Linked DNA regions of Homo sapiens: region 2 is linked to region 1. A link is a contact called in ENCODE Hi-C data. All regions are on one chromosome and are shown on one strand. Each heading gives the region's core, a stretch centred on a gene start or an enhancer-like site at or near the end of the contact. The rest is flanking DNA. Distances are from core to core; before and after follow the strand shown.

What was found. Hi-C counts contacts between places; a loop is a spot of excess contacts on that map. Pooled maps may share reads with other maps.
Region 2: a loop to region 1 is called in a map of B cell, with 16 times the contacts of the local background. The contact joins the enhancer-like site here to the promoter of MAML1 in region 1. A Hi-C loop is called at or near these places in 1 of 168 maps with a recorded cell type or tissue (B cell), 1 of 37 single-sample maps with no recorded cell type and 4 of 50 pooled maps.

The regions. Positions count from the first base shown.
Region 1 is chr5:179,730,456-179,736,413 of GRCh38, forward strand. It overlaps MAML1 (mastermind like transcriptional coactivator 1), which reads left to right and starts at 2,367. Exons shown (of 5, transcript NM_014757.5): 1 at 2,367-2,972. The coding sequence starts at 2,658. It overlaps CANX (calnexin), which reads left to right. Exons shown (of 15, transcript NM_001746.4): 15 at 1-1,186. RefSeq lists enhancers at 1,910-2,009, 2,771-3,271 and silencers at 2,460-2,659, 2,900-2,959.
Region 2 is chr5:179,967,947-179,973,904 of GRCh38, forward strand. It overlaps RNF130 (ring finger protein 130), which reads right to left. Exons shown (of 9, transcript NM_018434.6): 6 at 2,464-2,560. Among named protein-coding and RNA genes, the nearest start is that of MIR340, 44 kb to the right of the region's middle. Within about 2 kb of position 3,230, at least 11 of the 41 ENCODE cell types and tissues checked have a DNase peak (open chromatin) inside an H3K27ac peak, as active enhancers do; they include B cell, where a contact is called at or near this core.

The DNA of each region.
Region 1 (5,958 bases), core at 1,117-3,616:
GAAAATATGTCTGCAGGTTTCTCCTTGAAGCAAATGTGTGGGATCATTGCATTTCCAGAAATCTGCCTCCTTCACCCTCCGTTGACAGTATATGTCATGCCTCACTTTCTTCTAGCTGAGCTTTAAATCATTAGAGCTTAAATTGTCAGATCGTTCATTGCCTTTCCAGGGTTATTTAGTAAAGTTTGTTGAAAACAAAAACGCCTTTTCTTGGTTCTTTTTTCAGTTATTTTGAAGGTCCAGCATCCTGATTAAATGTCTGACACATTAATGAATGACCAGCAGCAGCTTTCAGCTCTTAAAAAGACACTTATATTTTGATTTTACATGCTGGTTACCTGTTCCATTGTTGTCAAATGCCCACTCTCCATCAGATGTGTTCCTCCATTTTCTTATCCACAAAGTACTCCTCACTTTTCAATTTGTCATGTTACTAAATGGTGTTACATTAAAGCCCTGTGTTAAGTGTCTGCTTTTGACTGAATTTCTTCATAGTAACCTTCAGTGTGTGTGTGTGACTATGTTCAATTAGTGGGTTGATCTTCGTATAATTGGCCACTATGTGAGAGTTCACTACTAGGCAGAAACTATTATGGACAGTGAAATAATGACTTTTATCTCACCACGTGAGTTTGATGCAGTCTTTTCTGTCTAGCCCTTGCCTCTTCCTGCCCATGTGATTGCGGTGCAGTAGTTTCTGTTGTATAATAGTGTGGACAGCAGCTCAGAAAAGGAGGGAATGCTACTGATAATTTGTAGATAATATTCTTTAAGACTTAGGGGAACCATTGAACTTTGAAATTTTTATTAGAAAATTATTTGTTCAGAATCAGACTCCATTATTTTACATATACTTAAATACTTTAGGGGTATTTTTGAAAGTTAGCCCAGTTTTTTATGTGCTATTAAATTTTTAGATTACATACTAAAGAAAAGTATGTACACAGAATGTAGTGCTCCTAGTTACTATTTTTTCTATTAAGAAATAGTTTAGTTCTGGTGTAAAATTTGTTTGAATGCTAAAAAAAAAAAAGCAGGACTGCATTATGGCACTTTTGCCTTGGTGGCCCACTTTCTCCATTTAAAACATTAGGATTTGTATTTTTCTGCTGCGTTTGTATGAAGACATATTTGATTGTTGTTTTCTCTTGATTTTAAAATAAAACCTCATGAGCCCTAGTAAAAAGCTAGAGTAACGAATGTTTGAACTACTGATGGTGTATCTCAATGTGCAGCCTCCTGCCACCTCCTGCTTAACCTTTTAGCAATTAGAGTGCCCATATCTAGAGTTCCTGATATCCTTTGGCATCACACTATCTAGTTTTAGTACTAACACTGTTTGATTGCTCCAGTCCCTCTACTCCCCTTTGCCTATTAGTTTTAATAATGGGGCATAATTTGTCTTGGTTTGGTTTTGTTGAGTAACTCAGTTTTACCTAAAGGACTGTTTTTGGTCCGGCGCGGCGGCTCACGCCTGTAATCGCGGTACTTTGGCAGGCCGAGGTGGGCGGATCACCTGAGGTCAGGAGTGGGAGACCAGCCTGACCGACATGGAGACACCCCGTCTCTACTAAAAATACAAAATTAGCCGCGCGTGGTGGCGCATGCCTGTAATCCCAGCTACTGGAGAGGCTGAGGCAGGAGAATCGCTTGAGCCTGGAAGGCGGTGGTTGTGGTGAAACGTCGTCCTTTGCATTTCCAGTTCCCTCTAATGGAGCTGCACTCTTGCATGCTTTTGCTCACATCTTCTGGACTTTTTTTTTAAGTAGTGAGTAATACTGCACTTTTGAAACTTGCTCGGGCTTTTACAAATAGGTGGAAACTACCAGTGATTCGGAATGTTGCAAGAGGAAACTACCAGCTCACTAGACGATTCTGACCAATTATGGGGCTGGATACAAGGAATAAGGTCAAAGTAAAACGGCTGACATTAAAATAGCGTGGCTACTTAGAGTTTATCAAAGTCGAAATTTAAAAAATAATTTAAAAAAAAGGTCTCTGTACTGCCAGGCGGGCGACAGGGACTGGCCAGCTGCGCCGCACTCGCCTGCCAGATTCCCCTTTTCTCGGGGTAGCCGGAAGGGCCTGCCTTCAGCGGGTGCTGTGCAGGAAACCAATAGCCGCCTCTTGGACGGGCTCCTGTCAGTCACGCTTAGCTCCGCCCCCAGGATTAAGGCCCGCCCAGGGGCTTCCCTCCGCCCTTCGCTTGAGAATTCCTTTTAAATACCGCTCTGGCGCCCGAGCGCGCCTCTTGCGTGCTCGTCCCCACGCCCTCGGGCGGCCGGTTCTTCCTTCTCTGATTGGCCAGGGCCCCTGCTCATCAGTCGTGATGCACAAGGTCTCTTACCGAGGCCCCGCCTTCTTCCGAGAGGCCCGAAAACAATTTTAAGATGGCGGCCGCGGCGGTAGCGCGGAAAACAATGGGGCCGGGGCGGTGGGGAGAGGCCGAGGCTTGAGGTAGGCAGCAAGCGCCGGCTGGGGGTCGGGCCGAGCGGGGCAGGAGGAAAACCCGCCGCCGCGCGCGAGCCCGCTCCGCTGCCCTCGGGGGCATGGCGCGGCCGTGAGGCGGAGAGGGGTAGCCGCGGGGAGCGAAGCCCGCAGTGCCAGCCGGCCCCGAGAGGCCCGGCCCCGGGCCCGGCCCGTGCAGCCCGCGGCCCATGGTGCTGCCCACCTGCCCCATGGCGGAGTTCGCGCTGCCGCGGCACAGCGCGGTCATGGAGCGCCTTCGCCGGCGCATCGAGCTGTGCCGGCGCCACCACAGCACCTGCGAGGCCCGCTACGAGGCCGTGTCGCCCGAGCGCCTGGAGCTGGAGCGCCAACACACCTTCGCCCTGCACCAGCGCTGCATCCAGGCCAAGGCCAAGCGCGCCGGGAAGCACAGGCAGCCGCCCGCCGCCACGGCCCCGGCGCCCGCCGCCCCGGCCCCGCGCCTGGACGCCGCTGACGGCCCCGAGCACGGCCGCCCGGCCACGGTGAGTAGGGCGCGGGAAGGCGCTTGTCGTGGCGGCAGCCCCCTCTCCCGAAAACGCTTCCTCTGACGCGGATCGGGCCGCTGGGAGACTTCCCCAGGCGTCCGCGACTCCTGGATCTGGCTGGAGAGAGGGTAACATGGCAGGGAGCTGAGAGGTTGTCATCTTTGGGAAGTGGCACGGTGGCGTTACTTTGGGAAAACAGCGCCTTGAGGGCCTTGCAGGAGGCCCGACCTGGGAAGGCTGGCGAACGCTAACCGGAGGGTTTTTCTTCCAGACTTGATTCCGGGATGTTGAGATCTTTATTCGAAATAGACTAGCATTCGAGTCGCCTGTGATGGAGGGAGTTCCTGCACCGTAGGCCTGGCCTCATTTATTCTGCAAATGTTTATTGGGTCCTTGCCCTTTACAAGATCCTGTGCTGTGAGCAGGATCAGGGCTTTCATGTGGAAATAAGTCGGCCTTTGGTTGACCAACTGAAACTCCTCTGAATGGAAAATCAAGAAATTTTTGGAAAACTTAGTAAAATGTTCAATGAGTTGCATATAAGTATTCCTTGTTTAGGTAGCCTGAACTTTGTGAACTTGAGATTCCTGCAATATTGTTGACAATTCTAGTTTTAATTTATCAGGCCTGTTTAAAATCTCTGATGATGTTAGATTGTTGGTCAATTATTACTCCCTTTGGGCTCTCAGTAAATGTTCCTGAAATTTGTTGGTTAGAGGTTTTTCTTCCTGAAACAGATTTACAAAAGAGACAAGGTTTTTCAGTGGTTTTCTTGGGGATTTTAGTTTAAAACCAATGTTAAAATCTAATTTGTTATGTGTATTTTTAAATTCATACCTTTATTATCTCTCACCTGGGCTATTGCAGTGCCTGTCCCTAGCTAACTAACCAGTCTGTAGGCATTTAGTTTCTTTCTCCCTTATTCTCGAAATGCTGGAAATCCTTCTCTTGCTTGAAAGGATGAAGTTCAAAGTCTTTAGTTTGGCATTTGGGACCAGTCTGACCTAACCTATCTTTTAATGTCCCTCACAGGTCCTCTGCTCTGGTTGAATTATTTTTCTCATTCTCTTCCACACTAGCCTCGATTGCTGGGTTAGAAGAAAAAAAACCACTCAGATTTCATTGCTTATTGTATCAACTGGTCAAGCCTTCTCATCTTCACTTTTCTCATCTGTAAACTAGGGGCATGTTGGGCTTATTATCGCCCCGTGTTCTTTCCCTGCCCTCCCCTCACTCTGTCGCCCAGGCTGGAGTGCAGAGGCACAGTCATGTCTCACTGCAGCCTCAACCTTCCTGGCTCAAGACTCCTCAATCCTCCCGCCTCAGCCTCCTCAGTCCTCCCGCCTCAGCCTCCTGAGTAACTGGGATCAACCACAGCTGCACATCACCATGCCTGGCTAAATAAAAAAAGTTTTTTTTCTGTTAGAGATGGGGTCTCACTATATTGCCTAGGCTGGTCTTGAACTCCTGGGCTCAAGTGATCCTTTCTTCCAACTTGATCTCTGAAAGTGCTGAGATTATAGGCATGAGCCACCGCACCGTGCCGCCCCCAGGATTCTTTTAAGAATAAAAAGAAATGAGTGTGGACATGAAAATACAGTATTTCGGGGGAAGGGATAGCATTGGGAGATATACCTAATGCTAGATGACGAGTTAGTGGGTGCAGCGCACCAGCATGGCACATGTATACGTATGTAACTAACCTGCACATTGTACACATGTACCCTAAAACTTAAAGTATGATAATAATAAATAAATAAATAAAATACAGTATTTCATAAATTTAAAGGCCGCCTGTGGGACCCTCCTCCATCCCTTTCAGAATCCTGCCACCCTGCCAGTCCCAGCTTATCTCTTTCTTCTGCCTTAAAGCTAGTTCCTGACCAGCCTAACCCACAGCAGTAAGAATCTCCTTTGTCAAAACATTTAGGAAACATATTATCTATGCTATTTGTTTTATTTATTTATTTATTTTGAGATGGAGTCTTGCCCTGTTGCCCAGGCTGGAGTGCAATGGCGCGATCTAGGGTCACAGCAATCTCCGCCTCCCAGGTTCAAGTGATTCTCCTGCCTCAGCCTCCCTACTAGCTGGGATTACAGGTGCTGGCCACCATGCCCAGCTAATAATTTTTGTATTTTTAGTAGAGATGGGGTTTCACCATGTTGACCAGGCTGGTCTCGAACTCCTGACCTCAGATAATCCACCCACCTCGGCCTCCCAAAGTGCTGGGATTACAGGTGTGAGCCACTGCACCTAGCCTATTTATTTTTTTTTGAGACAGCGTCTCGCCCTGTCACCCAGGCTGGAGTGTAGTGACATGATTTCTGCTCACTGCAACCTCTGCCTCCCCGGTTCAAGCGATTCTCCTGCCTCAGCTTCCTGAGTAGCTGGGATTACAGGCGCACACTACCACGCTTGGCTTATTTTGGTATTTTTAGTAGAGACAGGGTTTCTCCTTGTTGGGCAGGCTGGTCTCGAACCCCTGACCTCGTGATCCACCCACCTCGGCCTCCCAAAGTGCTGGGATTACAGGCGTGAGCCACCGCGCCCGGCCTATGCTATTTATTTTTAGCACATGGTCACTTGTTACTTTAGGTCGCATCTTTTCAACTAGACTGTCAGCTCTTGGAGGCAGGGAGGGCTCACACTTGGGTAGTACACATCTGAGGTGCATCTTAAGTGCCTGTTTGTTGAATTATTGATAGAAACTTGGTAGTGCTTTACTCAGTAATCTCTCCTCCTATACACTAACTTCAAAAAGCAAGTTGATGTAACTTCATGAGCCACCTTTCATGGCTCATAGTAACAACTCTTGTAAGGAGGGACTTTTGTTATTTTTTTTTAGGGAGTTTCGCTTTGTCGCCAGGCTGGAGTGCAATGGTGCCATCTTGGCTCACTGCAACCTCCGCCTCCCAGGTTCAAGCAATTCCCCTGCCTCAGCCCCCCAAGTAGCTGGGACTACAGGCTTGTGCCACCACGCTC
Region 2 (5,958 bases), core at 1,980-4,479, 240 kb after region 1:
CATTTTAGGAGGATTTTTGTTATAAACAGAGGAGAAAAGTATTAGCACTTAATATACTTAACAAACAGGCTGGGCGCGGTGGCTCACGCCTGTAATCCCAGCACTTTGGGAGGCCGAGGCGGGCAGATCACGAGGTCAGGAGATCGAGACCATCCTGGCTAACACGGTGAAACCCCGTCTCTACTAACAATACAAAACATTAGCCGGGCATGGTGGCGGGTGCCTGTACTCCCAGCTACTCGGGAGGCTGAGGCAAGAGAATGGCATGAACCCAGGAGGCGGAGCTTGCGGTGAGCCGAGATCGCACCACTGCACTCCAGCCTGGGCGACAGAGCAAGACTGTCTCAAAACAAACAAACAAACAAACAAAAAAAGAAGGCGGCGGCTAGCGGTAACAACAGAGGGTAAGTTACTGTTTTTCAAGTTTCTACACTGTTGGCCAGGCACGGTGGCTCACGCCTGTAATCCCGGCACTGTGGGAGGCCGAGAAGGGCAGATCACTTGAGGTCAGGAGTTTGAGACCAGCCTGGCCAACATGGGGAAACCCCATCTCTACTAAAAACACAAAAATTAGCCAGGTGTGGTGGCAGGTGCCTGTAATCCCAGCTACAAGGGAGGCTGAGGCATGAGAACTGCTTGAACCTGGGAGGTGGAGGTTGCAGTGAGCTGAGATCACACCACTGCACTCCAGCCTGGGTGACAAAGGGAGACTCTGTCTCATAAAAAAAAAAAAAAAAAAAAAGAGAGAAAGTTTCTACACTGTGCTAGGCATCATGGCAGATGCTCTATGTTAGACCAGTCTGAAATGGGGGTGAGTTTGCTCCCTGGGGGACATCTGGCAACGTCTGGAGACATTTCTGACTGTCGTGGCTGTGGTGCCATGCTACTAGCATTTAGATGCTGCTGAACGGTCTACGATGCACAGGACAGCCCCCACAAGAAGGGATTGTCCAGTCCATGGTGTCACTAATGCCCGATACTTTGAGAAATCCCATCACTACTGACATGATCTCTGGAGACAAAGGACAAATGGGGCATTACTGCCCAACTGTATACACTGAAACTGTGTTTGACAGTATATTTAAAATAAGATGACTTCGATCTCCTTTGGGTTGCAAGCTAAAATGAGTTCATCTGTTGGATCAAACTAAACTTTTTGTTCCATAAGGAGATCATTCTTTCATTCTTTTTTGAGACCAGAAACTATGTTATTTTCCAATAAAAAGCATAACCCTGGCTATACATGCTTCTCTTAAGCAAGGGCTAACGAAGGTCCTTGGTTACTCAAGTCAGTGTTGACCTGGCACCTGCCACAGCTGGACTCTGGCACGCCTGGCGACAGCCCCTGCCAGGCTGTGGTTGTCAACAGTTCTCCTTGGGCTCCAGTCACTGCCTGCCTTCTCTGCTTGCAACTTACCAACCCTCAAGAGATCAAAGTCAAACTTCAGGCTAAAGAACATAAGCAATGACATCGTTTTATATTATGCCAAGCACAGAGGAGTTTATGACTGGAACAGAGTCAACAGCATACAGCCTACCTTCTAAAGGTAGGTACTGGAATGAAGAAAAATCATGTCCTTCTCTCTTTCTTCATCCCATACTCATCGACCAACAGAAGCACCCTTTTAAAAGTGGACCATGCCAGGTGTGGTGACTCACGCCTATAATCCCAGCACTTTGGGAGGCTGAGGCAGGAGGATCACTTGAGGCCAGGAGTTGAGACCCGCCTGAACATCTTGTCTCTTCAAAACATAAAAAAGTGGCCAGGCACGGTGGCTCACGCCTGTAACCCCAGCACTTTGGGAGGCAGAGGCGGGTGGATCACCTGAGGTCAGGAGTTGGAGACCAGCCTGGACAACATGGTGAAACCCTGTCTCTACTAAAAATACAAAAAATTAGCCAGGGGTGGTGACGGGCACCTGCAATCCCAGCTACTCAGAAGGCTGAGGCAGGAGAATCGCTTGAACCTGGGAGGCGGAGGTTGCAGTGAGCCAAGATCGTGCCATTGTACTCCAGCTTGGGCAACAAGAGCAAAACTCCCTCTCAAAAAAACAAAAAAGTTAGCCAGGCATGGCGGTGTATGCCTGTAGTCCCAGCTACTCAGAAGGCGAGGTGGGAGGACTGCTTGAACCCAGGAGTTCGAGGTTACAGTAAGCTATGATTGCACCACTACACTCCAGCTTGGGCCACAGAGTGAATCCTTGTCTCTTAAATTTAAAAAAAGAAAAAAAAAGGCCTAGTAGAGTTATTTACCTTCTCTTCCAGGAGTTCTCTGAGATGGATTAGACTTCTTAGTAATCTGGTAAAAAGGTCCTGTTGGGCTTACATGGTTACATGGCAAATATAGCCAGTGTTTTCTTCTGTGTCTTAGTCATGCCTCCTATTATGCCAATTATGTTATATTGTATTACACATACATATAATAATATACAAAAGTGGTAACAAATAAAATAGGAAACGTACCACAATTCCCAGGGCCTTCAATATATTAAGTTTGCACATAGGACAGGTACAATGTTCACTAAGCCAGGGATCCACGCAGGATTTGTGGAAAACATGCCTATAAAATAATGGAGAATTATGTCACAAGTTACATACCAAGAAACTTATTAGGCCAAAATGGAAAGAAAGGGAATTTTTAGTTAAGTTTTCTTTTCCCCCTTTCAGGACATATTTTAAGCCCCAAGAGACAAATATTGGGAATTTATTAAAATATAACTTGCAGAAAATCTCCTGAGCCCAACCTCATATGTACAACACCGTGTAAGAACTGCTAAGTAGGATTTGGTTGTTTGGGCCTTTTATTTTACCAAATTCCAAAAAGGACTAATGGAAACTTAGAAAATTTATTAAGAATGAAAATAATCACACCTTATAAACCAGTTATGCTTTCTACAATAGCTAACATAGAAAAATGGAGTTTCAAAAAGATACTAAATCATGGCTAAGTGAAGAGTTCTCTGTATAGTGATTAGTTTTTTGGCACCCTGATTGAATGTCATTTAAAACATCATTTTTAAAAACTTCTAAGCAACTTATGTTGAATGTTTATAAAAGCTACAGGGAAGCTGAAACTATTTTAAGGGGTAAACTGTGCCTAGATTCAAGTAACACTCAGCAATTTTCAGCTGAAATGTTAACGGGGGAGGATGGGAGATTTTCTCTCTTATTCAGGCAAGTAGAAAGTCACAGTCTTGTGACTGGAAATAAGTCAGTCATACAGGGTTTTGCATTCTTAAAAAAAGGAACTTGTGCCCTCCGGAAGAGCTGCAGAAATTACTTCTCAAGCTCTAGCACCCGGCCCAGCAGCCTTCTGAAGCTCTAGAGTCCTGGCCAAACAGGGAGAAGGTGGGTGCCAGGACAGACGTTCAGGGCAGCTTTGGAAGAAACACTAATCTGAGTTTGGGATAAGATAAAAGAAATTTTTGTTTGTTTGTTTTTGAGACGGAGTCTTGCTCTGTCGCCCAGGCTGAAGTGCAGTCGTGCAATCTCTGCTCACTGCAAGCTCCGCCTCCCGGGTTCACACCATTCTCCTGCCTTAGCCTCACAAGCAGCTGGGACTACAGCAGCCCGCCACCACGCCCAGCCAATTTTTTGTATTTTTAGTAGAGACGGGGTTTCACCATGTTAGCCAGGATGGTTTCCATCTCCTGACCTCGTGATCCGCCCGCCTCGGCCTCCCAAAGTGCTGGGATGACAGGCGTGAGCCACCACACCCGGCCAAGATAAAAGAAATTTTTAAGTAAGATGCCAAATTGAATCATGGTATATACCTTTACAACTTTGATTGTCAATTTCTAAGTTAATGTTATTTACAGCTGTTTAAAAATGCAGTTTTGATTTATAAAAAGAGGTCTAGAGAACTCAGTTTCTACTGGGATCTGGAACAAACATTCATGCTTACAACTTTGGCCTGAACAATATACACACACGTCTGCCTATCACTGTTTGATGGCCTTATACTCACTTCTTTGGGGACAAGAGTAAAGATCTTGAAGAATGAATTTATCAATCTAGTCTTAAATTCACAGACAATGAAATAACCAGAACCATCACCCCTGAAGGCATTTATTTAAACCTTAAAGCTTTTACTTAAGGGCTGGAAACCCACCAATCCATAGGTAAGCCCCAGATACATTCAGTACACCTAAGGCGTTATGTCTTGTTACTCGTAGCCTCTGTGTGTGGAGTGGTTCCTTACTCCAGGGTGTCCCCAGGGCCAGCTGGACTTTCCAGCAGGGGTCAAGTGCACTAATGCTGGCTACTGACCAACAAAGACCACAACAGGCTTAACCCTTTTGGGGCATACAAACTCCCTTAGATCTGATAGAAGTTACAGAACCTCCCTCTGAAAAGTCACGGGGACGCAAATGCCTAGTACCTTGCATACATTTTCAGGAGGAGTACGGACCTATGCACTGGGTTAGCGCTAGGGTGGGGTGGCCGGGAAGGTGCTGCAGGTCAGGCCTACACAGGGTGGACGATGGGACTTGGCTGACTGACAGGTAATGGAAGACATATGATGCTGTGACCTCTGATCAAGGCTCTGGTGCAGGAATGGGAGGCATCCCGCTGGGGGTCGGGGGAGGCCTAGGTGCCTTGACTTCTGATCAGGGCTCTGGTGCAGGAGTGAGAGGTATCCAGATGAGGGTGGGGGGTGGCTGGGCTTGCTGAACTGTTGGTGGGGACCTGGTAAAGCCGCAGCACCACCTGGGGGGATGGAGGTGCGGCTCTGGTGCTCCCTACTGGGGCCAGATTTTGCTTTGCCCTTTTCTTATTGTTCCGTCTTTCTTTTCTCTTACTATCCAGAAAGAACCAAATGGTATAATCCTCATATTTCATTTTTAAAGCTGCATGAGTACAGTGTTCTCTGCCTGTTTCTTTAACCTGAAATTAGTTATAAATATGTTTGGGTTCTTGAGTAACTGTTTCCTTCTAGGATTATTGATATAAAAGAAGTGCCCACCCCTCTGTTTTACTAAACAATTAAAAATTTCTCCTCTAGGCTGTGGGGTACTATGAAGAAAAACAAAAAAGACCAACTGGTTCTCTGGTGACAAATTTAGAAAACCTCCCTTCCTCAGCTAAATGAAAATCTGAAATATTTTTGGTCTTTAAAAAAAAGTTCCTTTGGGCTCTCCATCCACCCCATCCCTCTCTTACTCCTGACCCTACCTCTGAGCACTGAACACCCTTCCCTCCTGTCTTTCCAAATTCCCCGCTAGTCCAGCTTCTGTGCAACTCACCCAGAGATCTTCAGTCTCAAATTCCCATGGCACATCCCTCGCTTCCACAAAGCTGGGTGGCTGTTCTCTTCACCCATGGCCCTCCTCTCCTGTCTCTTCTGTGATCTCCACAGGCAGCTGCCCTGAACACGGCACCTTTTTCTCCTCATCACCCATTGTCTAACCCTCCTGCTAGTCTCTTCAGTGCAACTTTCACTGAACTCACTGTGGCCTTTTCTTCCCTTCTAGGCAAAGTTCTGCTACAACAGTCTGGTGCTCGGCAAACCACCTTTCTGCTGTGCAGAGGTCTCAGCTAAGGACTGGGCCAGGGGCGTTTAATCTACCTTGGGAAGTGTCTGGAGCAGTCAATGCAACACAGCATGTGGGCCAAGGCTGAGCACCTGCAGGGCCATCACACGGGCAGAGCGGCCCCGCCACCTGGCCATTCCCGCACGCCTGACCGCGCTCACCCTCACTATGGCTCTGGGCTCTCATTATGGAAGGTGCTCCATGGACACCCAGGAGGCCTCAGAAAGAGGCACCTGGGGCAAGTAGGGCCTTGAAAAGAAGTTCCCCACTCACGTGATAAAAACACACATAAATAAAAAACAGGCCCGCCACACACAGGGTGGGTGGTGCATCGGGACGGAAAGCAGGTAACGTGGACAGTGAAACCTGAAAAGCACAAGCATACTGAGCGCCAACAAAGTCCTTTATTCCTATGAGAAATACT